Linked DNA regions of Homo sapiens: region 2 is linked to region 1. Evidence: chromatin loops called from intact Hi-C (ENCODE). Cell type or tissue: PC-3. All regions are shown on one strand.

Region 1 (2,500 bases):
CTACTTCAAATGCATTTCATTAAAGGATTATCTTGGTAATAAGCTATGGTATCTTAGTTTCCACCAGCCTTCTAAGTTACCCTTATGGATGGCAGTGGCTCACAATTCCTAATATAAGCTCCTTAATCAATATTGTTTTCATCTGCAGCATAGGGGCATATTTTTAAATCCTGATATGGAGGCTGAGTCACAGACTCTCACCATAGCACATGTGGGTAAGTAACACACCTAATTTTCTGACCGTATCAGAGCAGCTATAATCAGAGCAGTAACCTGAGATGCTAATAGCATAGGTACCATCTGGAGGCCACTTAACGAACACATTTGTTAGAACTCTCATCTTTGCATAGAATGGAGGGCTCACTATAATGAGTCACTGAAGATTGCCTGATGATTGGCCCATTTTCTCCTTTCGAGTGATTTCTAGTGCTGTACTTCCAGAGCAGATCATTATAAAGCCAGCAGGACCAATGGGATGTCACCCAGTGTCCAGCCTTGCCACGAATCACAAAGGCATCCCTTCTGACAGCAATACACAAGTCAGTAGGAAAAGTAAAATTGCTTGTCACCATTGTGACAGTTATAGAATATAATACAGCAAAGGTACTAAAATGAGATCTTATCTGAGTGTTCAAATAGATTTTCCATCTAATCTTCTATTTTTTTTTTAACATGGAAAACCTAGAGTTTTCATTTTTCATTTGTGTAATAAAATTCTTCCCATTGTTTCCCACAGTGATGGTATTTTATGATGACACATGAGCAAACCTAATAAAAGTTTAATTAAACACCATAAATGGAACTAACTGTGAATCATGGGCTCTTCAGAAACGGGGCTTGAGTGATCTGAAAGCCAGAGCTTAGCTGCATGCATCTTCATTATGAGAGCTCTCTCCAACAAAAGCATTCTGAGCACTTGATCCAAATAGAATGTTTTCTTTTCTTCTCTTCCCCCTCCCACCACCCCCCCCCCCCCACCTAGAAACACACGGTCTTGGTTCTCAGCAGCATCAGGGTTTGAGCTACCCCCATATTTCTTCTGGCATGGGAATATTAAAGCAACCTTGCTTTTTGTTCTCCTTTGTGGCCGGGATAGAGTTGAATGGTCTCCCACGGAGAGCCTGGCAGACTCCTTTCTGTAATTCCTACCTCTGTGAAATGCCGCCCTCAGTAGAGCCAGCCTGTTTTGTGAAAACTGGCAGGGATGAGAGCTCAATGTGTTTGAACAACAAGTTCCTCGGCGCGGCAGAAATTGGATGATTTTCTTAGGGAAGTTGAAATCCAAATCAGACAAATAGGCAACTGCATACCAAATGAATTCATCATCTGCTATCCGATATGTCAGCTTGTCATCTGATAAGCCCCAGAGGTGTTAATATGTCCCAAGCTTTGAGGAGAATGCATAAGAAATTAAGTAATTATTTTTAATACACAGAGTCAGTGAAGACTATGGATGAGGGCACTTCAGAGTCAGCCACTCCAGGATGCTGGCACTGCCTTTATAGGCACTTCCCCACAGATCCAGGTAGATTGCATTTGGGTAGCAAGGATTCAAACACAGCTTTTATTTCCACAACTTTGATGTCGGCTGGGGCTCAGAGTCCCTGGAACCGGGCTTCTCCCAGGCACAAGCGGTCATTCACTGTTTCTTCAGGCCACAGGACTGCTTCCCTCTCAGCCGGCCACAGAAGGCAGGGTTTGCTCTGCAGGACGCTCAGGCTAAGTGGGGCGGGTGTTGAATCAAAAGTAACTTTCTGTTGAAATGGGAAATTATCAATCTGATGGTTGTTTTTCTCTGAGTGTGACATTTAAAATAATCTTACAAAACCCTAAAGATGATTGGACAGCTGAGATTTCAATCCAGGAGATCTGAATGTCCTTGTCTCCGCACCCTGTCCCCCGCACCCCTTTGCAAATCCTACTTCATTTCTTTCTCTCTCTCTCTCACTCACTCTTACTCTCTCACTCTGTTTTGGTTAGAACAAAAGAAGCTCCTGGCCTTGAGACAGGGATTTCATAATGGGAGAAATTCCATATGAAGACCAATAAAGGCTTAATGATTAATCAGGAAAACAAAAAGGTAGGGTCCCTGCTTTGAAAGGACTAGGAGAGGAGACCCTCAAGAGAACATGCCCACTGCAAGCCCCTGGTGGGGGAGCGCCTTCCCAGCTGCAATTTCGCCTACTCAAGGATCTTAATTGGTGTCCTTTGACTAAATCATGCTGCTAGGGATTCAACCTTTTACAATATGCGAGTATTCCCATCCTCTATAAAATTAAAATCCTTTAGCTCTGAGACTGCTGTGCAAGTACATTACAAATGTCAAGTCCCTCTTCCTTCCTCCCGGCCACATTTCACATGCCATGGCCTTCAGCGCCTGGCGTCTATAGTCAGTCTTTCCTCACTGTCGGGAGGTTCAGGTAGCCGGGCTCCTGTTACGGGCACCATGGGGACAGAAGGGACGTTTGGTGGTTTGGCTGAATGTGCTGATTGTGACTGA
Region 2 (2,500 bases), 90 kb after region 1:
GTGTTTGCTTCTGGTGACAGTAAAATTTTATTTATAAAATACAATTACTGGCCAGGCTCGCTGGCTTATGCCTATAATGCTAACACTTTGGAAGGCCAAGGCAGGGGGATCACCTGAGGTCAGAAGTTTGAGACCATCCTGGCCAACGCGGTGAAACCCCGTCTCTACTAAAAATGCAAAAAATAGCTGGGCATGGTGGCACACACTTGTAGTCCCAACTACTCAGGAGGCTGAGGCAGGAGAATCGCTTGAACCCGGGAGGCGGAGGTTGCAGTGGGCCAAGATCGCGCCACTGAACTTCAGCCTGGCAACAGAACAAGACTCTGTCTCAAAAAAAAAAAAGGCAATTACTTAACTAAAAGCTTTAGGATGGTTAAACAAACAAACCAACCCTTCTGCTGAACATTTGAGTTTCACTGATTATGATGGGAGGTTCAAATATATGATTACTTCATATACGGATATGAAAAAGGTCTGATAGGCAGTTTTCAATTAGAGTTATTGTTCTGTTTCCATATTAATAGAAACCAATTAGTTATTATGAACAGATTGGGTATTTAGCTCAGGTACAACATAAAATGCAAGACTAAAAAGAAAAACGAACATACAGTATTCTTTTTTTCTGTGTTGCTATGAGGTTTAATATATTTAATATATACTTTTTGTATGGTCCATTGGGGCAAGGGATTTCCTGGCATTGAAAATTTACTCAAAATATCTGTGGTTAAGTTATCATAACGAATATTACTAATGTCTAATTCATTAAGACCAACAAGCCAGCATCTTACATGATGTTTGGTACTTAGTAGGTATTTGAGACTATACTCAGTTTTTTGCAAAAACTGTCTAGCTCTTGTTTGCCTACAAATAACATTGACAATACAGTTCATTTCTAATGTAGGAGAAACTTCATTTTGGAGCCTTGCCCCTCAAACCTGGTCCTGATTACTGCTTCAACTCCTGTTTATATAATTCTACACAATTTTGGCAGGATTCAAGAGCACATACCAGGGTGTTGGCTTTTATGAATCTCCTGGGATGTGAATGTCACGCTGACTGGATGAACCCTGGCCACAAATCCCAGACAAGCACAATGATTCTATTTATTCAGACTTGGCTGCCTGAATGCAGATTGACTCTGTGGGTAATAAATTTTCACAGGCCAAGAGCGTCAGGATCAACCAAGCTGATCCTGAGAAGAAAAATGCAACTAAGGAAGTAGAGTTGGGCTGCAAAAACCTCCTATGTTTTTATTCCATGTCTGCATATCATTCAGCTAATTCATTTAGTTACTGATTGACATGTACTGTCAATGCTTTCAGACATTTTAAAAGCTCTGCTTTGTGTTATGCAATTGTCATATTAAAAAGAAACAAGGGAAAAAATGAAGAGCTTCCATTACAATTGGCAATCTGCTTTTAAGAGTACACCCAAAACTGATGTGAGTCATCCAGTAATCTCTGTGGTAAAGAGCACAGAATTGAGATGGGAATGTTTCTTGTGCTGCTCCATAGGAAACCAAAGGAAACAGCAATAAGAACTGCAATTTTGTGCTCAGAGCAACCTCACCTACAATCTTGGTATCTTGATGAAGCAAGGCTTTACATTATTTCTAAGAGACACGACTATTACTCTATGCATTATAAATAAGAAAATAATTGGCTCTTTAATTTGCAGATTTATGTTAATGATCTAGATATCTATTAAATTAATTGCATGCTCTCCAAATATTGATTGGGGATTAAAAGGCAGCTTTTCATTGTGCAAGAAGTAAATTAACGCCAATGGGGAAATTTCCCTCTACAGATTAGATCCAATGATTGTTGTCTGTAAAATTAAAATAGTCAGTTAAAGGGGATAAACCATGTTCATTTAAAGAGAAAAATGTGGCAACAGAGTTAAAATAAAAAGACTGCCCAATATGTTTGGATAACGTAATTACTGGAAGCTGCAGGCATGTACATAGCCATTCAATTTAGATCCCTGGTCCCTTCCTCTCCCTAAGCTATGTATTTGTCATCTCCGAAACACTTGTCTGCAGTTGACACTATCTCAGCTGCTCCTTGCTGAAAGTCTTAATCATGTGTCCCTGTCCTCATGCCTTAGCTATAGTAATGCCATCTACTTATTTGCTTGTGTCCAACCTCCCAAGCTTACCCTGACTTGAGAGGCAGAGCTCATCTTTTTGCCAAATGGGAAGACATGCAATATAATTAATCAGTCCCTTCCTAATCTATTAAATTTTTTTAATACTTACTGTCTTAAGTCTTCTAATTCCTTCACATTGTTTCACAAAAACATTGGTCTTTGGAATTGTTAAAACCAACAGTTACAGAAAGGAGATCAAACAAATTACTCCAGGTATCACATACCTTTCATTTACTCAGATTAAATAAGAAAGCTGATTCTCAGATATTTTGTGCTATTTCCAGTTGGAACCTCATCCAGTGTGAAAATCATAGGTGCAACCATAAGGCTATGCTTCCATTTCATTTATGTT

What was found. A loop is a pair of places that touch in the nucleus more often than their neighbours do. Peaks named below come from ENCODE experiments on the same cell type or tissue, not always from the same donor. Only the 100,000 strongest peaks of a DNase experiment are listed, where the experiment ranks them.
Region 2: it touches region 1 in a loop (3-fold over the local background); 1 of 110 quality-filtered maps calls a loop at or near these places.

What each region holds. Positions count from the first base shown.
Region 1 is chr2:99,571,331-99,573,830 of GRCh38, forward strand. All of the region lies in intron 18 of AFF3 (ALF transcription elongation factor 3), which reads right to left. Among named protein-coding and RNA genes, the nearest start is that of REV1, 83 kb to the left of the region's middle. RefSeq lists an enhancer at 882-1,383. In PC-3, no CTCF peak of the experiment used is centred here; no DNase peak of the experiment used is centred here.
Region 2 is chr2:99,661,809-99,664,308 of GRCh38, forward strand. All of the region lies in intron 12 of AFF3 (ALF transcription elongation factor 3), which reads right to left. LOC124906051 (a long non-coding RNA gene) reads left to right here. Exons shown (of 3, transcript XR_007087155.1): 3 at 1-8. Among named protein-coding and RNA genes, the nearest start is that of REV1, 170 kb to the left of the region's middle. In PC-3, no CTCF peak of the experiment used is centred here; DNase peaks (open chromatin) are centred at 1,083 and 1,463; H3K4me3 peaks cover 743 bases; H3K27ac peaks cover 2,222 bases.